2 separate regions of the Homo sapiens genome follow, and region 2 is linked to region 1. A link is a contact called in ENCODE Hi-C or POLR2A ChIA-PET data. All regions are on one chromosome and are shown on one strand. Each heading gives the region's core, a stretch centred on a gene start or an enhancer-like site at or near the end of the contact. The rest is flanking DNA. Distances are from core to core; before and after follow the strand shown.

Region 1 (5,285 bases), core at 1,899-4,398:
GGAGTTCAAGACCAGCCTAGTGAACATGGTAAAACCCCATCTCTACTAAAAATATAAAAATTAGTCAGGCATGGTGGCATGCACCTGTAATCCCAGCTACTCGGGAGGCTGAGGAAAGAGAATTGCTTGAACCCAGGAGGCAGAGGTTGCAGTGAGCTGAGATCATGCCACTGCACTCCAGTCTGGGCAACAGAGCGAGACTCCGTCTGAAAAAAAAAAAAAAAAAAAAAAAAGACAAGAAAAAATAATAAATTTAGCTGGGTGTGGTGTTACATGACTGTAATCCCCGCTACTTGGGAGGCTAAGGTGGGAGGATCACTTGAGCCCAGGTGACGGAAGCTGCAGTGAGCCATAACGAAGCTGCAGTGAGCCATAATCATCCGCCTGTACTTCAGCCTGTGTAACAGAAGGGGACTCTGTCTCAAAAAAAGTAAAAAAAAGAAAAAGAAATATTCATTGGGAAAATAAAAAAAGAGTGAACAAGCAAAGTTTCAGGAGAGTACTGTGAATGTGGGTCGTGTCAGTAGAGTGTAGGGAGTTGGGCAGGAGCGGCTGGACTTGAAGAGCAGGTTGGTGGAGACCAGGTCATTTATCGTAAGCAGTTTGCCCTGTAGCATGTAGATCAAATATCCCACATTGGCTGCTGGCGACTGAACTGGGCTTCCTGTTTCTGTGTTTGGTTTGACCATCACAGTGTTGAAGAACTATTGAAGTGAATACCTTGCAGTTTGCTACAGTTCCCCCTGGTCTCCCACATTACTCTGGCCTCATTCCCTCCTGTAGGTTGCCTGACCTGCTGAGACCTGTGTTTGCTATCCCTGCAGATGGGTGGGTAGGAGGTGATTTAAGGAGGAAGATTTAATATATGAGTTATAGAAAGATAAATAGACTGGGCACAGTGGCTAAAGCCTATAATCCTAGCACTTTCGGAGGCGAAGGCGGGAGGATTAGTTTGACCCAGGAGTTCAAGACCAGTCTGGGCCACATAGTGAGACCCCGTCTCTACAAAAAATTAAAAAATTAGCCAGGCATGGTGGCATTCACCTGTAATCCCAGCTACTCAGGAGGCTGAAGTGGGAGGATAGCTTGACCCCAGGAGTTGAAAGCTGCAGTAAGCAGTGATCTTGCCACTGCACTCCAGTCTGAGTGACAGAGTGAGACCCTATCTCAGAAAAAAAAAAGCAAGAGAGAGGTAAATAGATCTAGCATTGGTGGGAGTGTGCTTTTGAGTGCTCTTTAGGAGAAATTTTTATTTTAATATTTTTTTCTTCTTTAAATTTTTTATATTCCAGCAGGCTGGGTCCATTCTCTCCCCTTTAATTTCTCAAACACAAAGCGCCCTGCCAGAATCTCAAGTTGGATCTGCAGTAGATCACCATTAACATAGCAGCCTGATATGTTGTAAGTCCTTATGCCAGGAACTGTGCAGGATACAAAATGTAAGAGAAGGCTGGAATAGAGCATCTCTGGGGGAAACGAGAGCCAGAGATACAGCGGTGTCCCATGGAGACAGCCAGCTGGTGTTCGGTAGTGCTTTGTGGAAAGGCTGTACTTTGGTAAGGTCTCCACATCTGCAATGTGGCCTTCAATATTATAGGTCCCCAAACTCCAGGTTTTTACATTCCCTGCATAGGTCAGGGTTGTAGGGAGTGATTCACCCTAGCAGAACTCCCTGGTTTTTAAGGCAGGTGTTCCATTTATTAATTGACAAAGGATGCAAATTTCTCCTTTGGTAACCTGATGAGTTAGGTCTTTTCCCCAGGGACTCCCTTTCCACCTGAAGTTTCTTGGAAAACTAAGCAGAGGATGAGGGAAAGGCTGTGAACAAGCTTGCTGGTCCATCCCGGTCCTAAAAAAGAGCATACGTCTTCTGTAACCAGAAGACCTTTTTCACTAGTCAAGGCTGGGCAGACTGAGATGAGGTGTGTGTGTGTGTGTGTGTGTGTGTGTGTGAAGGCTGGGCAGACTGAGATGAGTGTGTGTGTGTGTGTGAAGGCTGGGCAGACTGAGATGAGGGGTGTGTGTGTGTGTGTGTGTGTGTGTGTATGTTTTCTCACTCTGTCACCCAGGCTGGAGTGCAGTGGGATCAGAGCTCACTGCAGCTTCTACTTCTGCAGCTTCCACTTTGATCCTCCCACTTCAGCCTCCAAAGTAGCTGGGACTATAGGAATGTGCCCCCGCACCCAGCTCATTTTCTAATTTTTTGTAGAGATGAGGTTTCACTGTGTTACCCAGGCTGGTCTTGAACTTTTGGCCTCATGGGATATCCTCCTGCCTTAGTCTCCCAATGGGCTGGGATTATAGGTGTGAGCCACCTCACCTGACCTGTGATGAGTTTTCAACAATGTGATTCCTCTTTTACAGAACCACCTAAGCTAAATATTCTTTTGAGAACAAGGGCTAGCCTGTAGTTTCATTGCCTTTTTTCCATTTGTGGTTTTTGCCAGGTGGAATTTAAATGACCTCTTATCAAGATGGATAAACCCAAGTTTCCCAGTGCTGGAATATAGAAAATGGATGGACAAGTAAGTCCCACTCAGCACCCATAGCCCAGACATGGGGACCTCAACACACCTGGGCCCCAGACATCACCTTTCATTGTGAGTAGCTCAGAGATGACACTTTTGGTTGTTAAGTGCCCACTGGCAGTAGTTTCTGTAATAGCAAGTGAAGGAATAAATAGTCACCAAAACATTTTCTGTTCCCAATTCCAACATTTAATTGGATGAGATAATTATTTTATGAAGAATTTTCATATGGCACAGTCATGGCCATATCTTCAAGTCAACAGAAAAATTCTATTAAACAGTCAACCTTCTGTCTCACTCTGTTGCCCAGACTGGAGTGCAGTGGTGCAATTATGGCTCACTGCAGCCACAACTTCCTGGGCTCAAGCAATCCTCCCACCTCAGCCTCCCAAAGTGCTGGAATTATAAGCAGACAGCCACCATGCCTGAAAGCTCGACAGTTTACATCAAGTGTAATAAGAATGCTCACGCCCTGTGACTCACAGTAATCTCACTTCTGGAAATACCATCTTTGGATATAATTCAACCTAAACAAAAGGTCATATGCACACAGTGAAAATCCGGATGTAATTTTTTTCTCTTTTTAAAAAAAATATGGAATGATTCAGAAACTTGCATGTCGTTCTTGCACAGAGGCCATGCCAATCTCCCTATTGTTCCAACTGTAGTATACGTGCTACTGAAGCAAGCATGAGTAATTTAAGATAAAGTGGTTAAGTGGAATAAGGAAGAGTTATGGGGAATTTAAAAATTTATGGTATTTATAGGCACCTAGTAACAGCTCAGTAAATATTAGCTGCTACTTTTATTATTTTTATGGTAATTCCACTCAATTAAAAACTGTCATTAAAAATTACCATTGTCATGGAACATAATGTATCCTACAGTATAATTGTAAAAACAGATACAATTTGTCTCTTGGTATATTGGGGGGATTAGTTCCAGCTCCCCCATTTCTGTGTACACCAAAATCCACCCATACTCACTGCAGCCTAGACTTTTCAGGCGCAAGGGATCTTCCCACCCCAGACTCCAAAGTAGCTGGAACTATAGGTGTGCACCACCACCACACCTGGCTAATTTTTTTTCTTTTTTTGGTAGACACAGGGTCTCACTATGTTGCCCAGACTGGTCTCCAACTCCTGTCCTCAAGCGATCCTCCTGCCTAGGCTTCCCAAATTGCTGGGATTACAGGCATGAGCCACCATGCCTGGCCTCTGCTAGTTCTGTATTCTCTAGAGTTGTCTTTCATTTGTGCTAGTGTGTCACTCATTACGCCAATCCTCTGTTATAATTAATACTTTTTATATTAAATTTACATATATATATATATTTTTTTACTTTTTTTTTGTTTTTTATTGGTACTGGGTCTCACTCGATCACCTAGGCTAAAGTGCAGTGGCACGATCTCTGCTCATGGCTACCTCCACTTCCCAGGCTCAAGCAATTCTCCTTCCTCAGCCTCCTGAGTAGCTGGGATTACAGATATGTGCCACCACGCCTGGCTAATTTTTGTGTTTTTTGTAGAGACGGTGTTTCGCCACGTTTCCCAGGCTGGTCTCAAACTCCTGAGCTCAAAGCGATCACCCGCCTTGGCCTCCCAAAGTGCTGGGATTACAGGTGTGAGCCACTATGCCCATTTTAGTTTAAACTTCTGAGTGGTTTATATCTCCTGATTGGACTCCTAGAAATACAGAATTGATGCTGGGAAGGGTACCAGGAGATGGACCCACACAGATGGGATTTAGGCATAGGTTTGGTTATCCAAGGAGCAGAGCTGAGCTATTTGCCAGTGGGACATGGGATGCTGATGATTTCTAGGAAGTGACCTCACAATGACTCAAGCTACCACTTAATGTTGATTGTGATGAAATGCCAGCCGAGGCATATGCCATTCAAGCTAAGGGTGCTACACTTGACCACTGCGGCAGTATAGATGAGTCTGAAGAATGGTATGGGATGGATACTTACGAATGCACTCGAGCAGGGGTCTCCATCCACAGGGCCACAGAGCCAGAGGTGAGCAGCAGGTGAGTGAGGGGAAACTTCATCTGTATTTATAGCCCCTCCCCATTGCTCACATGACCACCTGAGCGCCATGTCTTGTCAGATCAGCGGCAGCATTAGATTCTCATAGGAGCATGAACCCTGTTGTGAAGTGTGCAGGTAAGGGATCTAGGTTGCGTGCTCCTTATGAGAATCTAATGCCTGTTTCTCCCTTCGCCCCAGATGGACAGTCTAGTTGCAGGAAAATAAGTTCAGAGATCCCACTGATTGTACATTATCATGAGTTGTAGAATTATTTCATTGTATATTACAATGCAATAATAATAGAAATAAAGTGCACAATATATGTAATGCACTTGAATCATCCTGAAGTCATTCCCTCCACCACCAGTCTGTGGGAAAAATTGCCTTTCATAAATTCACTCTGTTTTTTTGCATAGAGACAGGGTCTTAATGTGTTGCCCAGGCTGATCTCAAACTGCTGGGCTCGAGTAATCCACCCCTCTCAGCCTCCCAAAGTGTTGAGATTACAGGCGTAAGCTACCACGCTCAACCAAGACTGAATTTCTTAAATAAAAATTAGGGGAGATTACTTGAGCCCAGGAGGTCGAGGCTGCAGTGAGCCCTGATTGCACCACTGCATTCCAGCATAGGTAACAGAATGAGACTCAGTCTCAAAAAATAAAATAAAATAAAAATTAGACTGGGCATGGTGGCTCACGCCTGTAGTCCCAGCACTTTGGGAGGCCG
Region 2 (5,285 bases), core at 1,379-3,878, 230 kb before region 1:
GTTCTGGGTTTGTCCAGTTGTCTGTGCCTATGTCATTTAGCTTGTTTCCTGCCCTTGTTGGGGTACTTTTTTTGTCTTAAGAACTTTGCTTTCTCCTCCATTTAACCTTCTCACTGGTTCACTCTGTGTTTTTTTTTTTTTGTTTTTTTTTTGAGATGGAGTCTCGCTGTGTCACCCAGGCTGGAGTGCAGTGGTGCGATCTTGGCTCTCGGCAAGCTCCGCCTCCTGGGTTCACACCATTCTCCTGCCTCAGCCTCCCAAGTAGCTGGGACTACAGGCACCCACCACCACGCTCGGCTAATTTTTTGTATTTTTAGTAGAGACGGGATTGCACCATGTTAGCCAGGATGGTCTCGATCTCCTGACCTTGTGATCCACCCACCTCGGCCTCCCAAAGTGCTGGGATTACAGGCGTGAGCCACCACGCCCGGCTACTCTGTGCTCTTAAGCAACTACCAGCAGCAGAGCCTGTTACCTAAGCGGACAAGGCCAAAGCCACTGCTCTGAAAGGCCAGAGGGATTGGCCACTACCCATGGGGACCATCTTGTTTTCTGACTGGAGTCTTCTGGGCTCGGGGATTTGCCTCCTCAATCCTCTCCTGCCTCCCCTGGATGGGAAAAGTACAGTATTAGGTGGTTTAATAAGCACTGGCTTTGACTCACATCCTCACTTGGCCCACTGGGTCCTGGTGGTCTGCAGCTGTTCTGCCCCTATGCCTGGGGGAGGTGGGGAGACAGCACAGCCCACCTTATTCACTAGAGTTAACTCAGGAACCAGAAGCATGCCTGAGACACTTCTTTCATACTGGATCTACACTAGGGGAATCACAATCTTGGTGTTAAATTAGTTCTTCCCACTGTGGTCGGCAAATTACCCTACCACTCATTGGCTTGTAGGAGCTGAGAAGATAAATGAAAGCCTTTTTTTTTTTTGAGACGGAGTCTCGCACTATTGCCCGGGGTTGGAGTGCAATGGCGTGATACCAGCTCACTGCAACCTCCGCCTCCTGGGTTCACGTTGATTCTCCTGCCTCAGCCTCCCGAGTAGCTGGGATTACAGGCATCCACCACCATGCCTGGCTAATTTTTTTGTATTTTTAGTAGAAACAGGGTTTCACTATGTTGGCCAGGCTGGTCTTGAACTCCTGACCTCGTGATCCGCCCGCCTTGGCCTCCCAAAGTGCTGGGATTACCAGGCATAAGCCACCGTGCCTGGCCACAAGAAAGCCTCTTTTTACTCACTTAACCTGAAGCCAGATTTTAGAGATGAGGTTTCATTGGTTGTCAGTTTTTTTGTTTTGTTTTGAGACAGGATCTCGCTCTGTTGACCAGGCTGGAGTGCAGTGGTGCAGTCATAGCTCACTGCAGCCTCCACCTGCTGGACTCAAAGCAATCCTGTTTCAGCGTCCCAAGTAGCTGGGCTATCTGGCCTGGCTAATTTTTAAATTCTTTTTGTAGAGACTGGGTTTTACTATACTATGTTGCCCAGGCTGGTCTTGAACGCCTGGGCTTAAGCGATCCTCCTGCCTCGGTCTCCCAAAGTGTTGGGATTACAGGTGTGAGCCACCATGCCCAGCTGGGTTATGTTCTTTAAAGCCAGATAGCAAACTCACTTTTTATTCCATTAGGTTTATCAAAGCAGACTGCCTTCCAAGAGACGGTATTTTTTAGTGTTAAGTTGACAAGGGGTTTTGCCTGCTAAGTTTGCCGAGTAAATCCTCGGACAAGGATTGTGGGTAGTGGGCAGACCAAGAGTGAGAAATATTCTCTTGCCCTAAATCAGGAGACTACATTAGAAACAGACAAGATAGACTCAGGAAATAAAGGCTAAAAGGTATGAAGGACAAGGCAGCTTGTAGCTGACTGCAAGCATTGTGGGGTGAGTCTTTTTTTCATGTAATCTCCCTAAATACCGTCCAAGTCTCCAAGGTCAAACAGATGCCACCTCCCGCTGCTGGGGCGGGGCCACATTGAGTAATAATCATTGCTCCCCGTGGTATGTTAGCACTTCGATTTCTTTCGCCTAGTGGCGACAGAGCCAAAATGAAACTGAGTAAGTACAAAACAGCAAAATAGCATTGGCCGCATCCCTCAGGGCCTCACGCACGCACCAGCCACAGCTGGTCTGGCCGCCCTGCCCCATTCCTTGAGCCACAAAATGCTGCAGTGATGCTGGTTTGCAAAGCCCCAGAGCTAGGTCGGGGGATTCAGCATCCCTCCCGGCCCAGGTCTGGGCCCCCTCCCTACCCCAACCTGGGGGCTCTTGCAGTAGGTCCCCTGCCGACCCTTCCCGGCTCTGAAGCTGGCTTTCCCGGGGATCGCCTCTTCCAGACCCCGGACTCCAACAGCGTCCTCGAGCCCAGCCACCCCCGCCTCCAACCCACCTGGGAGCTCCATCCTCGGCCCTATCTCTGAGCACCTCCCCTCCCCAAACGCCCAGACCCCCGGCCAAGGAAGCCTTTTGCTGCCTGCCGTCTCCCCGAGGGGCCTCCTTTGCATTGGCGAGCCGTTCGTCCCTGGCCCCGGCGTGCACTGGCGCGCCTCTGTCCCCCGGGTTCCTCGACGTAAGACAGGTTTCTAGGACGGTGCAGAGGCCAGGGCGCCCGGACTACGCGGAAGCCCGGATGTGGGCCGGGCGGGACCACGGCTGTGTATGTAGCCCCGCCCCGGGGGCGGCCGCCTTCCCCTCGGGCATGGCAAGAGCCAATCACAGGCCAGCGTGTCCCCGCTCCGCCAATGGTCGGACTGTTGCTAGGGCCTGGGTCCCTGCCCCGAAATCGGCCCGCTTAGCGGCCCCGGGGCTTCATTTGTTGCAGATCCCGCCCTCCAGCCACTGGGGAGCTTTTATCTCCCAACTTCACCCGCTTCTCTCTCCTCCGTCTTCCGCCTCCACCTTTGTTACGTGCTTGGGAGGATGGAGCCTTGGGCTCGTGGTGGGCCCTTGGTCCCACGCCTGCCCTTCAGTTTCTCCATCTGAATAATGACGTGATCTCTCGTGTCCCGGCCCGTACTGGTTGGCTATCCTTTCTTACCTACACATCTCTGCTTCTGAAAACAGCCCTGGGAGGTCTGCGTTGTTCCCAGATTGCAGAAGAGGAAACTCCTGGCCCCCGATGCACACAACAGCTGGGCGGTTTCTGGTGGCTACCTGGGTCTGACGGGTTCCATCACTTTACACGCGGGAGCCATGGTGCAACAGTGAGGGAGGGGGCAGATCTGGTGTCCTGGCGACACTGAGGCCAGGTCCTGCCTCTCTTTGGTATCCCAGGCCCTCCACAGCTAGGTCCCAACCTGCCTGTCCAACCTCCGCTGCCCTCATGCCCCAGGTGTTACAGCCCCATCAGCCTCCTGTGCGCCCTTCAAGGTCCTCTGCTCCAATACCCTTCCCTCCCACGGTCCTGATGATGATAACTGAATCGAACAGTGGCTGCCAGCCAGGGCCAGGGCCCTCCCCCATCATCAGTCCTGAAAGATGTCAGAAATGGAATAAAGACACCCAGTCTCCCCGCTTCCCATCTCCTGACATAGAGTTGTATAATCCCAGGCCGAGAGGGAGTTGAGTTGCCCAAGTCACTATCAAGGCTGGATTTAGGAATTAAAAATCAGCTCCAGTGAGGTTGCTGACTGTTTAGAAAGGTGGGATTTCTGTCGCTCAGCAATGTCTATTTTCTTTTTCTTTCTTTTTTAGAGACAAGGTGTCACTCTGTTGCCCAGGCTGTACTGGAGTGCAGTGGTGCAATCATAGCTCACTGGAGCCTCCAAATCCTGGGCTCTGAGTAGCTGAGACTATAGGTGTGCACCACCATACCCAGCTGATTTCTAAATTTTTTTTGTAGAAACAGTCTCACTGTGGTGCCCAGACTGGTCTCGAGTACCTGACCTCAAGCCTCAGCCTCCCAAAGTGTTGGGATTACAGGTGAAAACCACTGTGCCCGACCCAATGTTTCATTTTCTGAATAAAGGGCTGTTGGGGGACAAAAGCTTAAGAGCTCAGGATTTGGATTCTCATCCCACCATGTCCTAATTAGGTGACATAACCTCTCAAGGTATTTAGCCTTTTAGAGGATCAGTTTCTACATCTGTAAAACGAGAATAATACAACCTACCTCAAAAATGTCTAGCAGTGACTGAGTGCTTACTATCGGCTCTCAGCAGCCTTCTAAAGACTTCACAGTGGCTGGGTGCAGAGGCTCAAGCCTGTAATCCCAGCACTTTGGGAGGCTGAGGCAGGAGGATCGCTGGAGACTGGGAGTTCCAGACCAGCCTGGGCAACATAGCGAGATCCTATCTCTACCAAAATTACAAAATTAGCCAGGCATATTGACAAATGCTTGTGGTCCCGGCTACTTGGGAGGCTGAGGTAGGAGGGTAGCTGGAGTCCAAGAATTCGAGGCTGTAGTGAGCTGTAATGGTGCCATGGCACTCCAGCCTGGGCAACTGAGCAAGATCCTGTCTCAAAAAAAAAAAAAAAAAAGCCAGGCATGGTGTCTCATGCCTGTAATCCCAGCACTTTGGGAGGCCGAGATGGGTGGATCACCTGAGGTCGGGAGTTAGAGACCATCCTGACCAACATAAAGAAACCCCATCTCGGCCCGGCGCGGTGGCTCACGCCTGTAATCCCAGCACTTTGGGAGGCCGAGGCGGGTGGATCATGAGGTCAGGAGATCGAGACCATCCTGGCTAACAAGGTGAAACCCCGTCTCTACTAAAAATACAAAAAATTAGCCGGGCGCGGTGGCGGGCGCCTGTAGTCCCAGCTACTCGGGAGGCTGAGGAAGGAGAATGGTGTGAACCCGGGAAGCGGAGCTTGCAGTGAGCCGAGATTGCGCCACTGCAGTCCGCAGTCCGGCCTGGGCGACAGAGCGAGACTCCGTCTCAAAAAAAAAAAAAAAAGAAACCCCATCTCTACTAAAAATACAACATTAGCCGGGTGTGGTGGCAGGTACCTGTAGTCCCAGCTACTCGGGAGGCTGAGGCAGGAGAATCGCTTGAACCCGGGAGGCAGAGGTTGCGGTGAGCCGAGATAGTGCCACTGCACTCCAGCCTGGGCAACAAGAATGAAACTCAGTTAAAAAAAAAAGAATACTTCTTAGGTATTAATTCATATAGTTGCATCATTTGCAGATGAGGAAACTGAGACTTAGCAACATGCCCAAGGTCCCACAGCTAAGAAGTAAGTGGCCAAGTGGGATTGAACCCAGGCAGTGTGACATGAGTTCCTGCAACCATAACTGCGATCCCGTGCTGCCGCTCAGTGGAGTGGGGTTGCTATGAGGATTTAATAA

Evidence for each region. Hi-C counts contacts between places; a loop is a spot of excess contacts on that map. ChIA-PET counts read pairs that join two places held with the same protein, here RNA polymerase II (POLR2A). Pooled maps may share reads with other maps.
Region 2: a pooled map shows a loop between it and region 1 (15-fold over the local background). The contact joins the promoter of FPASL here to the enhancer-like site in region 1. A Hi-C loop is called at or near these places in 1 of 168 maps with a recorded cell type or tissue (sigmoid colon), 1 of 37 single-sample maps with no recorded cell type and 4 of 50 pooled maps. POLR2A ChIA-PET finds 5 or more read pairs at or near these places in 7 of 52 experiments (AG04450, GM10248, GM12878 and 4 more).

The regions. Positions count from the first base shown.
Region 1 is chr7:76,085,379-76,090,663 of GRCh38, reverse strand. It overlaps the pseudogene RNU6-863P. Among named protein-coding and RNA genes, the nearest start is that of MDH2, 40 kb to the right of the region's middle. Within about 2 kb of position 3,148, at least 5 of the 41 ENCODE cell types and tissues checked have a DNase peak (open chromatin) inside an H3K27ac peak, as active enhancers do.
Region 2 is chr7:76,315,590-76,320,874 of GRCh38, reverse strand. FPASL (fibroblast proliferation associated lncRNA) reads right to left here and starts at 2,628. Exons shown (of 2, transcript NR_186616.1): 1 at 428-2,628. RefSeq lists enhancers at 1,765-2,761, 3,110-3,289, 2,762-3,758 and a silencer at 2,590-2,829.